Linked DNA regions of Homo sapiens: region 1 is linked to region 2. Evidence: chromatin contacts called from ENCODE Hi-C or POLR2A ChIA-PET data. All regions are on one chromosome and are shown on one strand. The core of a region is the stretch at or near the end of the contact, and the rest is flanking DNA. Distances in the headings are between cores, read along the strand shown.

What was found. Hi-C counts contacts between places; a loop is a spot of excess contacts on that map. ChIA-PET counts read pairs that join two places held with the same protein, here RNA polymerase II (POLR2A). Pooled maps may share reads with other maps.
Region 1: a loop to region 2 is called in a pooled map, with 4 times the contacts of the local background. The contact joins the enhancer-like site here to the promoter of CCNYL1 in region 2. A Hi-C loop is called at or near these places in 7 of 50 pooled maps. POLR2A ChIA-PET finds 5 or more read pairs at or near these places in 2 of 52 experiments (CD4-positive, alpha-beta T cell and GM12878).

What each region holds. Positions count from the first base shown.
Region 1 is chr2:207,139,413-207,146,062 of GRCh38, forward strand. All of the region lies in intron 1 of KLF7 (KLF transcription factor 7), which reads right to left. Among named protein-coding and RNA genes, the nearest start is that of KLF7, 23 kb to the right of the region's middle. RefSeq lists an enhancer at 2,870-3,371. Within about 2 kb of position 4,444, at least 30 of the 41 ENCODE cell types and tissues checked have a DNase peak (open chromatin) inside an H3K27ac peak, as active enhancers do; they include CD4-positive, alpha-beta T cell and GM12878, where a contact is called at or near this core.
Region 2 is chr2:207,710,227-207,717,216 of GRCh38, forward strand. It overlaps CCNYL1 (cyclin Y like 1), which reads left to right and starts at 1,414. Exons shown (of 10, transcript NM_001330218.2): 1 at 1,414-1,890. The coding sequence starts at 1,671. RefSeq lists enhancers at 606-805, 816-865, 1,218-2,214 and silencers at 1,086-1,535, 1,956-2,065, 2,078-2,237.

The DNA.
Region 1 (6,650 bases), core at 3,194-5,693, 570 kb before region 2:
GTTTTTCACTGTTCTGTAACCATACTACCAAAAAGACCAGAAACAGAACGAAAAGTTTCTTGGCCACTAACAATTAGGTTTTTTTTTTTCTGGTCCAACCCTGAACTTTCCACCAAGGATCTCAAAACATTCTAAAAATCCAACAAACCATTATCTCTTAGTACCTTGGAAAAACAAGGATTCCTGATGAAGATTTTGGATCTTCTCAAGTTGGAAACCATCAGATCCCAAACTTCATTTCATAAGCTTTTCAACTACATTTCTCTACGTAATCTCTCCTGGTGAGACTGGGGCAAATAGTCTTGGTTTTGACAACACCCTTAATTATGCAATTTCCGAGTTCTCTCTGGTCATTGCAAGTCTTGGTTGAATTGTTAAAAGCAAATGGGATTTCAGACATTTCAACCTGTCAACATCAAGTGTAGTCATTGAGAGGAAAACAGATAGAATTAGAATCATTTTTTAAGATCTTTTTTTTCTTTTCTGAGACAAGAGTCTTTCTTTTTTGAGACAGTCGCCAGGCTGGAGTGCAGTGGCGCAATCTCAGTTCACTGCAACCTCTGCCTCCCAGGTTCAAGCGATTCTCCTGCCTCAGCCTTCCGAATAGCTGGGACTATAGGTGCCCGCCATCACACCCAGCTAATTTTTGTATTTTTAGTAGAGATGGGGTTTCACCATGTTGGCCAAGATGGTCTCAATCTCTTGACCTCGTGGTCCGCCCACCTCGGCCTCCCAAAGTGCTGGGATTACAGGCATGAGCCACTGGGCCTGGCCTGTTTTTTTAAGATTTGAATTGAGAAAACTTATAAACACAATTTATTGAAGACCTTATTTTGGTTATTTGATTAATACCAAATACATAGAAACTCAAATTTATATAATTTTTAAAGGGGGGATTTGAACCTGCTATCCAACATTTTAAAAAACATTTTCTAATTTTAATAAATATGAAAATACAAATTGGACTAAATAAGTCAACATTTTTCTCCCAGTCCTTAGAGACTAATGCATTTTCCAACACCAGTATCATATATCACCCATCCCTTTTGTTCAAAACAGAAAATGCAGTGAGGAAAAAAAAGCATGTAAGAAATAGAAGCAACAAGAGGAGTAAAAATAGGAGCAATGGAAAACAGATGAACAGTAAGCATCTCATTCTTGTATAAAAATCTTGGATGCCAGTAGCTGCTCCCATCAGTAACACACCTCTAACCAAGAGGATCATCAAACTCTGGGAAGCAGATCACCTCAAGGGCACAATTTACACTTGGCCCTGCTCCCTACATGGAGCCTAAACATTAAAGTAGTTGTGTCTATAATCACCTGTTAGTAACAGACTAAAAAGAAGGGTGGGCCAGTGGGTGAGGAAGACTATTGTGATTCAGAAATGTATGCTGGTAGAAGACCATCTCTGTTAAAAGCAGGCAATTAAGTATCTCATTGTAAAGGGTACCTGATCCGTCTTGGACACCAAATCCTTCAACTTTGAGACTTTTTGTAAGTATGTAAAATAAAAGACAATGTGGAGTCATGGAGAGAACACAGACAAAAGTCAGGATGACTTCTGCCTGCTCCTTCTACATAATTAGCTCTATGCGTTTCCTCAAGTCATCTCATCTTCAGTCTCTGGTTTCTTTATCAAGAAACCAAAAGTATTAGTATATATATAGAGATATATAAAATGGACTATATATATATCCTTCCCAATGGTATGAAAATCCTCCGTGAATATAATAAATTTCTCATGACCAAATCTTGTTTGCTTAGGGAACCAGGGTATGAGGAAAATGGAATTCCCTACTCTGATCCCTCTGCTTATAGCAGTGCCATGCTCCAGGTATCTCAATTTCAGACTCTGGACTGCAGTTTCTGCTCAGTCTCCTAGACAAGGTCCCATGATACAAGACCACATACTTGTCCTTAGGGTGCTGCAGTAGGTAGATGCTATTTCTGAGGATGCTTTCCTCTAAAAGGTAACACATCTTCCCATAAATCTAGGTTAGGAATCAAACTCAAACACATTCAGGGACTAGGAGCATAACATACATTAGTGAAACAGTCAAGGAATATGACAATAATGAGGGGTGGGGACTGTGGTAAACTGGATAGCACATGCCATCTAAAAGGGGAAGTTGGTACATAGCACCAGCTCATCGATATCATGTAGAAAACAGAGGTCCAGAGTTGGCAAGTGTTTTTAAAGGAAGCCCAAATCTTTTGGGGTTTATGTGGAATCTCTCCAATTGTTTCAATGTTGGCAATGAGTATTAAAAAGTTAGAGTGCGTGAGACAAGCAAAGGGCCCACAGCTGCCAGTCTGAGCCTTCTGTTTCAAATGAAAGCAGAGGCAAAAGAAAAAAACAGAGGCATATTTGGGCAGTTCTTTCTTCCCTGTGGATCCAAATTATGGTATAACTGTCTCTTAGGGTAGTTATCAGCTGGAGAACCTTAAGCCTCACGTCCCACAGTTTCCCTAAGAAATCCCTTATTTGAGGAGAGACCCAGCTGAAGGAAATAATGATGAGCTGCACTTTCATTCGGCCCTGCTCAGCTCCTCCTGCCCCGCAGTACTCGGCTGGAATCCCTGCTCTCAATAAGAATCTTGTCACAAGAATGAGAAATCTGTAGAGAAGGCACCATGAAATGTCAAGCAGGAAGAGGCAAGAGCTCTGACAAATCCAATGAGCCTTGAGGTCTGGCACCAAGCTTTAAACTTCTTTTGGGCATAATCAATAGCTGCTCAATAAATACTTCTTCAATGAATTTTTTAAAAATCTTGATTAGGAGCTACTATTATTTTTCATTGCATGCTCTTCACTGAGGTGACTGGGAGATTGGTAGATTTTGCCCAATAAGATAATGAATGCCTGGGGAGAAAAAGCTCTGCTAAGATAAACAGGTGACACCTGTTTGAACTCTGATGGCCTTTCAGGGCAGGGTCTGTTATCTTGTACTTCTTTCAAATTAATTCAACAGTTATTTACTGAGCTTCCACTTTATATAGGACATTGTGCTGGAGACTTCAAGCGATTCTAGAGCTCAATATCTGCCTACAAGGTGCTCATGGTATCACAGGAAGAGAGGGATAGAAATACATGCAATTCAAGATAACACAGCACATGCGACTAAGCACTAGGCTGAATGAAGTGGTATGGCAACACAGAGAAGGAACCCACTCACTCTCCCTGCAGAGGTCAGTGAAGGCCTTGTGAAGAAGTCACATTTGAAACAGACCTTGGCAAATGAGTGAACTTTTGCCAAGTGGAGAAAGGGAACAATGACATTCTAAAAAGTGCACACAGTGTGAGCAAGGGTGTAGAGAGGTGAAAGCCCCACTGTGTGTCTGGAAAAGGATGAGCAGTCTAGGATTCTGATGAATGGGGTACACATTACGGAGGAGCAAGAAATGCATGCCCTCGGGCCTAAAAAATGTCTTCTATTTTTGGCTGACAATTACATTGGTGGTTTGCTCTGGGTTAAGCTTTGCCAACGCACTTCTAAAAGGCAGTAGCTGTTTCTCTAGATCTTCAGTGATAACTCAGGGAAAGATTAAAGAGCTCAAAAGATATTAGTGAAACCCAGTAGCCGTATTAATGTTGCCCAGTGATATTCCTGAACCTAAATGTCAAAGAAATCATTCAAGGCATTTTCTTTTTCAGACTGATACTCCCAATTTAGAAAACAACACAACAACAAAAACATAACAAATCAAAATGAGGACAAAACCCAAAAAGATGGAAATAAATACTATCAAAAAAAATCTTAGCTAAAATACAATGCCACTGGATTAAGCACAGAATTAAACTCATCTCTGATTTGCCTGGTAGCTGAAGCAAAAAGATCAACAATGAGTTAGGAAATTCTCATCATCAAATAAAAGAAACGTCAGTTCCTCAGAGATCAGTTGATCTTCACACGTAAAGTTTAAAGTAAAAGGAGGAGGAGGAGAAGAAAATGAGGAAGAGGAACAAAAGAAATGACATGAAAAAAAAAAATCCCTCCATTTACCAAAAAAAAAAAAAAGTTAAACTGTTTCTATTTAAAACCCTCAAGTATTTTGTCAGTTGAGGGAACTGAAGGTTCGGAGTCTGGGTATGTTTTTCTGCTTTGTAGCCTCTCTCTGTTGATGTTTTTCTGGCTTTCTAAGCAAAAAGGAAACCTCACCCATTCCTGTAGACATGCATTTATGACCACATTCTCCTGGCCAGTAACCCTCAGTGGCTCGTGGAGGCTCTCTCAAGGGTGGCATGTCAGGCAAATGGATTTGGCTATGGAGCTACTGCTTCTGTGGCTACTACTCAGATTCAACGCAGGCGCCTTCAGCGAGGGCTCCAGGGCAAGGCTCACTCATTAAGGACAAAATGTGCAGGCACATTTGACCTTTGGAAATCCAGCCCTGGTCTGAAGCTTCCAGATTCAAAACAAAAGCTTCAGGGCCGGAAAGAGAGTTAGAGGAGGCACACTTCCTAGCTTGGGGCCCATCCCCCACACATTCCCCCTGTGACTGAGAGGCTCACAAAACCAATAGAGCAGCATTATTAACTCTGCAATATCATAAGAGAGGGCTTCGCTCTCTGCCTTGGTGGAGAGAGAGAGGCCAGGGGAGGGGCAGGCTGGCTCCAGGGGAAAGCATGCTTCATTAGAGTCTTAACTCAAGGGAGGCAACTGCTTGTGTAAGCGCAACAGATGAACGCAATGTAGAGAGGCTCCCATAAAAACCCTGGCCCTGGTCTAGGAGTCGTCACAGCGGGGGGGAGAAAAAAAAAAAAAAGCATAGCTAGACTGAGCAAAGGCTGGGTGGCAGAGAGCTGTCATTTGGCATAGACTTCCAAAATGCCAGCAAGTGAAAAGTCATGTCAAGGGACTAACCTAAGGCAGAAGTTTTAAATGTGTCATACAAATGGGATGCTCCTTCATCTGCAGTCACAAATTTTAAAGCATCCACTGTCAATCATTTTTCACTCTGTTTTCTTGGGTTACCGACAAGTACCCAAATGAACACTTATACATTTTTTCACCAGAACGAAATAATAGCTCTACTTCATGAAAATGACACCACCAACCCTATCCTTGTGTTCCTTCTGATTTGCCTAGGACTCCCACCCAGCTGGGTCACTGTTTCCCTCTCATAGGTCATATGACCCAAGCCAACTGCCTCTATCACCAACTCCCATGATACCCAATGAACACAGGGTGGCTCAGTCTTCCCCTTTCTTTGAAGATCTGTGCTGGTCTTTCGGTCATCCTGCCACTATCCCCAAGCAGCTTCCATATCTGTCATTTCAGGGCAGCAAATCTGCTGACATTAAAAGTAAACCAACTAAGTTTTCAAACACATCTTAGTCCCCAAATCCTTCCTCCAGTCATGCAGATCAAGTAAATGTCTTATCTTTATGAAGTCGTGGTTGGCTTCAGCTTCTCCAATTCTGGCGTTTGATTCTAGATAGAAGGTTAAGTACCCCCTGTTGCACATCAGACTTGCATCAATTCAATCCATTTGCTGTTAAAGAAGCATCACACTTCCCAGAAAGGTTTTTTTCCCCTTTAGCCACATACCAAGCCAGAATCAGACAAATGCAGCCTGAAGTATTTTTAGTTATTATTCACATTTGTCAACAGGGACAGTGACAACTCACCAGTCCGTTCTGGGGCAGAACTTAAGGAATGGAACTCTCGTATCTATATTGTAAAAACGAATTGCCACCACTGATGACCATAACTACCTGCTGCTTACATGTATACAGACTTTGTTAGGAAATACTGTGCAGTAACGTATCATTAAGACCTTACTGGCAGGCTCAGTCAAAATCTCTTATTTGACATGATTTAATATGTAACATGGAAAGACCCAATAACTTTTCCTATTCTTCACTCATTTTTTTCCAATGGAAGAAATACTACAAATACACTAAGAAAGAAGTTGAGAGTTTCTTTTAATGAACCTTTAAACAATAATACATCTATTCAACACTGGCAATATACCTACTATATAAAGTATGACAACTTTTTTGCTTAGCAAGATGAAAATTACAGGTAGATACATGGATGGGAAGTTATCAAACCCAAAAAGAGACTAATCATAAATGAAATACAGGTGTCAGTTGTAAGTGTTCTCAATGTCTGTTCCATTTTAGATTCCTTTTGAGTGGTAACTGTAAACTTTCAGGAAAAGTTTTTGAGAAGAATATTTTTGGGAAGATGAGTAGAAATATTCCTTCATTATGTCAGATGTGACTGTGAATGTCACTAAGGAGTATTCTTTCCTGGCACCCTAATCTTTCCCTTATTTCCCAATCACAATTTAAACTTCTGTGCCTATTTATCTTCCAGGTCCACCTCTAGACTTTAAGTTCCACAAGAGCATGGGCAATGTCAGGTTCACCACTGCATCCTCAGCACCTAGCACAGTGTGGGGCACACAGAAGGACCCCAGGAAAGGAAGAAAGAGATAAGGAATGAGGAAAGGAAGGAGAAGGGTGGAGAAATTAAGTGAATGAACTAAAGAAAGAGAACCAAAAAATCACCAAAGAGAAATAAATTATAGCGATGAAATTGAGCATTCTCTACTTCCTTCTCAAGAGTTGCAATGGTTTATTATGAACGAGTGTGACCATTCTAATGTCTTCATCCCTTGCTGATGGGTGATGGACC
Region 2 (6,990 bases), core at 164-2,663:
TTTATAGAAGAAATTGGGACGCAGAAGTTAAGTTACTTCCGCAAGCTTACATGACTGCTCAGGGTGAGGGTCCCTGATCATGATGATCAGAAAATAAAGGTAGAAATCAAGCTTAGGGAGGAAGTGACATTGTGTGTATATATATATATTTGTTTATTTATTTTTATTTTTATGTTTTATTTTTTTGAAACGGAGCCTAGGTCGCCCAGGCTGGAGTGCAATGGCGCGATCTCGGCTTACGGCAACCTCTGCCTCCCGGGTTCAAGTGATTCTCCTGCCTCAGCCTCCCGAGTAGCTGGGAATACGGGCGCGTGCCACCATGCCCGGCTAATTTTTTGTATTTTTAGTAGAGACGGGATTTCACCGTGTTAGCCAGGATGGTCTGGATCTCCTGACCTGGTGATCCGCCCGCCTCGGCCTCCCAAAGTGTTGGGATTACAGGCATGAGCCACCGCGCCCGGCCGGGATTGTTTTTAAGGGTTAAATAAATATACCACAGTTGGAACACTGTCTGGCACATAGTGCTTGCCAAATGGTAACTATTCATCTTCATGGAATCAAGACTGTGGTGCCCCACTGCATGGTTCTCAGTTTTGCGTGAGAAAATCGTGCTTTCTGTGCTGTTTTTAGTACAAGAAGAGAAACCTGGAAGTCCCTGCCTAGAGGAGAGAAACAGGCAAGAAAAGGGAGTTGGCGAGTCCCAGCATTTCAGAGTTGGCAGGGACGAGTTAGGTCCCTATTTTATGGATGAGGAAGTGGAAGGGTGACGTGTCCTCGAGTCTCATTCAAGACCCACAGCCACAACTCTTTATGGAGAGTAGGACCAGGGCCCCAGGGTTGCTATGATCACGTTGCAGGTGAAAACTAACGCTCATTGGAAGACAGGAGCGGAGCACTGAGTTACAAAAACAGTTAACAATTTGGGTGTAACCAAGTTTAGTGAGCAAACGAAAGCTGTCAGACTCGGAAGAAGAGTTGCTAATGGAGCGAACTCTTTACTAATAACGGCTTTCTACAGAGATCATTGACACAGCTTCCAGTTACAAATGCCCGTGCGCTTCCAGTAGGACCGGAAAGCTCCCAGCAGCCAGCGATGAATGAAAACCCGAGTCTGGGATAGCGGCGTGAGGGGCTGGGCAGCTGCCAGGCGGGGGCGGGGCAGCAGGTCACGTGCCTGGCTTCGAGGCGGGCGCCGGAGGGGGAACTCTGACCATGATTGGTTCCTCCTAACCAGGTGACCGCAGGTCGCGTTCCGGTTGGCAGGCACCGGCCAGGGCCAGCGGCCTTCAGTCGGTAGGCGGCGGCGGAAGGAGGAGGAGCTCCAGCCGCGCTCTCTCCCGGCAGTGGCTGTGCTTCACAGCGCTTGTTGGGTTCCCCACCCCTTTTAAATAAGCCGGGCTGGTCACCGCCCTCGCAGACGAGTCAGCTTAAGGGAGGCGGCGGCAGCGCGGCGGTGGGGGTGCGGCCGAGGCCCGAGCCCTGCCCGGGGCCGGGCCGCGGGGCGGGCGGGCGAACCGCGGGCGAGGCGGCGTCTGCTTGCGCGGTGCAGCCCCAGCGTAGCCCGGGGCTGCCGGTGCCGGCCGCGCCATTGTTGGGGGAGGGGGCGGCTGTTGAGGGCGGCGGAGTAGGGGGCGAGCGAAGGCGGTGGCAGAGAGGAGCGGAGGCTTCCCATGGGGAACACGCTGACCTGTTGCGTGTCCCCCAATGCCAGCCCCAAGCTGGGCCGGCGCGCGGGGTCGGCGGAGCTGTACTGCGCGTCCGACATCTACGAGGCGGTGTCCGGGGACGCGGTGGCGGTAGCGCCCGCTGTGGTGGAGCCTGCCGAGTTGGATTTCGGAGAGGGCGAGGGCCACCACCTGCAGCACATCAGCGACCGCGAGATGCCCGAAGGTAAGGAGGCGGCGGATGCCATCCGCCCTCGGGCTCACCTCTGCCCGCCTCCTCCCCCAGAGTCCCCCGGGAGGCATCCGCCGCCTCGGGCTCCTTCCTGCCGGTAGCCGGCCCCGGGACGAAGGCTGGTTCTGCCTCGCGTCCCCACCCCTTATTCTTGCCCTGCTGCGTCTGGCCAGTTTCTTTTCCTCCTCCTTACCGTAACGCCCAGTTCTTGCTCCCGCTTCCCATTCTCCCAAGCCGGCGTGGGACCCTCTAGTCCGCCGCCCTTCTTGTTTGTAGCTCTGTTCATTGTCTGGTGGGACTTTGCTAAGACTTTTGGGGTATATTGTTTTCCTTTTCTCAATGGAAACTCAAATACCTCAACTTCGGAGTACTCATCCCATTCCCTCCCTTAACCCATCCAGATGGTACCTAAGTGAAGGAACCAGGTAAGGGTCTGATTGTTCCTTCCTCCCATCCGTGAAGATAGCTGATGCCCGCGACAGTTTAGACCCAGATGTTTGAGGATTTCTTATCTAGACTCAAAATAGAGGTTGCCATAGGAGACACTATATGGTATTCCTAATAGGTTAAGTCGGCGTGAAAGAAGCTGCTTTATTCCTTCCAACTATAATTTGAACACAGAAAGAAAGAAAATGGGGGGAGGGGCGTAAAATGACTGTGAAGGGTGTGAGAGGTTATTACCAGGGGTGCAGACAAGTTGTTTTTTTGAGACGGAATCTCGTTTTGTCGCCCGCCCAGGCTGGAGTGCAGTGGCGCGATCTCGGCTCGCTGCAACCTCCGCCTCTCGGTTTCAAGCGATTCCTCTGCCTCAGCCTCCCGAGTAGCTGGGATTACAGGCGTGCGCCACCACGCCCAGCTAATTTTTGAATTTTTAGTAGAGACGGGGTTTCACCATGTTGGTCAGGCTGGTCTCTAACTCCAGAGTTCTTGATCCGCCCGCCTCGGCCTCCCAAAGTGCTGGGATTACAGGCGTGAGCCACCGCGCCCAGAGGTTGTTAACTCAAAGGAGTTTAGCCACGGAGTTCTGATTACTTTAAAATTCCCACGGTGGCAAATACATCTCCAGCCATTCTCCGGTGACTTAACAGACTTCAATACCTCCTTGTTCTAAAAGAGAGGTGGGGTGGTTCATGGTTAGAAGTTTCAAAAGAGACAAAGTATAAATTTAGACTTAATTTATAATGTAATGGTTTGGAAGTTAAAATGCTAGACCCTGCCTGCTCAAGAGTATTTGTTTCCGTGGTTCCCCTTCCTTCCTCCCAATCCTGCCAATAGAATCCTGGTCAAAGATGAGAATGTTGGGGTTCGTCAGACTCTAAACCGTTGAGGTAGGGGTGAGGGGAGAGGAAACGTTTAGTTTTTTGCCTTTAGAATTTTGGAAAGAGATAAGTCTAGGTAAAAATAATTCTGGGTAGCAGCGTGATTCTTGAATAAAAACTAATTCTTTTGAAGTAGAAAAACATTGTATCATAAAGATGTTTAAATCCAGTGGGCTCATTTGTTTCGTATAAATGCCAGAGATTTCATTACTATAGAAGAAATGTGTTAGAACTCTTATATTTAAACTTTGCTTGGACTCTTAATTTCTTTAAAATAATAATTAAGCTTCATGATGGACATGCCTTTGTAACTAGGAACTACTTTACTTACCTTTCGGAATATTCAGACATTGTGAAAGAATGAACAAATATATTATGTGAGTTAATTGATTGTACCTTTATACACAAAGCATGTAAGTGCTTGTGAAAACTTAATGCTCTCTTAGTGGTGTCAGGTAAGCCTCTGAGTGATTTTACACACCAGTTAGTAGATGGGTGGGTGGTGTTGGGTGAGAGCCCCAAATAAGGCTCCCACCCAGTGTACATGAAAATACATACTTTCATGTACATGTAATTTAGCCCTTCCAAAATAAGGCCTGTTTATATTCCCCGTGTTGCTAATGAAGAAATAAAGAGTTAGGTATGTAGAATGACTATGTAAGACAGCCACTGAGCAGAACTAAGGTTCTCAGTTCTCAGACTGACATGGAGGTGAGATATACCAAGTTCAGTTCTTAAAAAACTTTTAAAAATCCAGAATGCATCATGTATTTTACCCATAAAATAGTCCTGTTTTTGAGAACTTACTTCGGTCTTGATTAGTTCCTTTCAAAGTTTATTTTACACGATTCAGAGGCAACACTTACATCTCTTTTTTTTTTTTTTTTTTTTTTTTTTAAGAGAAAGAGTCTCACTGTGTTGACCAGGCTGGCCTCGAACTCCTGGCCTGGGCTCAAGCAGTCCTCCCACCTCAGCCTCCTGAATAGCTGGGACCACGGGCGTGTGCCATCTTGCCTGGCTCCATCTTATGTCTATACATTCATTTCAGTGGATAAGAATAAAAGTAGAGGTAACAAAATGGCCTAAATATACCCATCAAATAAACAGGTTGATAAATTTTAAAGAGTTTGTTCTGGTAACTGTGAATTGAAGCTGAGAATGCACTGGACAGAGGAATATTAGAAGCTGGCAAGAGGGAAGGTAAGGTACCAGGCATTAAGCATGGGATGATGATAAAGAGTGCTAAATCAGAAAAGTTGGAAAAAGAGAATTTGTAAGCACAGAATTTACCATTGTATGTTAGTATGACAGTTACATTTTTATTTCAATTTGTCTCAAAATTTATTTTTGTGGCATTCAATAAAGTGATAATAGAAATCTCCATTTCGGCATTTGCCTATTATTCATAAGTTTCCATAGAAACATGGCCAGAACACCAAATATAAAGTATAGACACATTGAAAGTTTGCTTTTAATATCTTTATTTCAGACAATTTTATATCAGTCTCCCTGGAAACAGAAATTCTTACTGAGATGTAAAACATTTGGCTGGGCATGGTGGCTCACGCCTGTAATCCCAGCACTTCGGGAGGCTGAGGTGGGCGGATCACGAGGTCAGGAGTTCGAGAGCAGCCTGGCCAACATGGTGAAACCCCGTCTCTACTAAAAATACAAAAATTAGCTGGGTGTGGTGGCGGGCATCTGTAATCCCAGCTACTCAGGAGGCTAAGGCAGGAGAATCACTTGAACCCAGGAGGCAGAGGTTGCAGTGAGCTGAGATCGTGCCACTGCACTCTAGCCTGGACAGTGGAGCAAGACTCTGTCTCAAAACAAACAAACAAACAAAAAATTTAGCTTTTCTACAATGAAGAATTATTTTTGTTACTTAGACAAAAATCATACATAAATGACGCTCGGCTTTGTTCTTCAAGCTATTTCTTTTTTTTTTTTTTTTTTTTTTGACAGAGCTTCACTCTTGCCTAGGCTGGAGTGCAATGGCACAAACTTGGTTCAGTGCAACCTCTTCCTCCCGTGTTCAAGTGATTCTCCTGCCTCAGCCTCCCAAGTAGTTGGGATTACAGGCATATGCCACCATGCCCAGCTAATTTTTGTATTTTTAGTAGAGACAGGGTTTCAGTATGTTGGCCAGGCTGGTCTCGAACTCCTGACCTCAAGCGATCCAGCTGCCTTGGCCTCCCAAAGTGCTGGGATCATAGGTGTGAGCCACCGCGCCTGGCCTTTTTTTTTTTTTTGAGATGGAGTTTCGCTCTTGTTGCTCAGGCTGGAGTGGAATGGCGCGATCTCGGCTCACTGTAACCTCTGCGCCCAGAGTTCAAGCAGTTCTCCTGCTTCAGCCTCCTGAGTAGCTGGGATTACAGGTGTGTGCCACCACGCCCAGCTAATTTTTTGTGTTTTTAGTAGAGATGGTTTCACCATGTTGGCCAGGCTGGTCTGGAACTCCTGACCTCAGGTGATCCACCTGTCTCAACCTCCCAAAGTGCTGGGATTACAGGTGTGAGCCACCACGCCTGGTCTCGTCAAGCTAAGAGATGCTCCTAAGAACCTAGTAAACATTTCAGATAGACTCAAAGTATTTTCTACTACCTTGCCTTTATTTAACGGTATGTCTAACATAACTGACGGTAGTATCAGTAACACAAAATAAGATACTAAGATCTTATTGTCCGATTTTATTAGTACTCTTGACTTTTCATGGAGCATTTTATGTTCTGACGTTAGGAGCTTTGCTAATTTGCTGGCTAAAGGCGCTCTCTGAAGTGACTCTTTCTATTCTTTTCCACTGATGGGTGAAGGTAGGGAAAGAATTGGCAATGTAATGTGGAAAAACCTCTGAGCAACAGATCTTTCCTCTTTCCAGTAGCTATTTTAAGCCCTCTCTTTTTTTTTTTTTTTTGCTTTTTTGAATAATATGTTTGATGTAAAAGACATAGAGAATACAGAAAAGTCATTGATTATGGTATGCATATGAATATAACATTTTATTTTAGAAAAATGAGATCATTCTATATGAGCTGCTTCATAACTTACAGCAGTGAAATAATGTCATAAATTCCTGAATCACTGCTTGACATCCAGAGAGTGCTCCAAGATATCTTTCCATGCCAGGACACCCTGCTCTATCGCATGCCTTCTAGTAACTGCTTAATGTACCATCAGATGGTTGGAGTATCATTTATTTACCTATCCTTTATGATTGGGCATCTTTTCTAGTAACATCATACACAGTCTCATTACATTTGATTTCAAGGGTACCGATAAAAACATATTTTGATGACTGATGCCTTGTACCTCCCTGTAGAATTCAGTTAAATCTATGGGTTGAGTCATTTTGTAGTTAAGATATTTTAGTATTAAATGTTCTTATGGGCCAGGTGTGGTGGCTCACGCCTGTAATCCCAGCACTTTGGGAGGCCGAGGCGGGTGGATCACGAGGTCAGGAGATCGAGACCATCCTGGCTAACACGGTGAAACCCCGTCTCTACGAAAAATACAAAAAATTAGCCGGGCGTGGTGGCGGGCGCCTGTAGTCCCAGCTACTCGGGAGGCTGAGGCAGGAGAATGGTGTGAACCCAGGAGGCAGAGATTGCAGTGAGCCGAGATCACGCCACTGCACTCCAGCCTGGGTGACGGAGCGAGACTCCATCTCAAAAAAAAAAAAAAAAAAAGTTCTTATGTCAAATTGGAGTTAGCATTGACTTTTCCCTGGACTTTAGAATTCATCATTTAATATTTTTTGTTTCTTGGTAGCCTATCT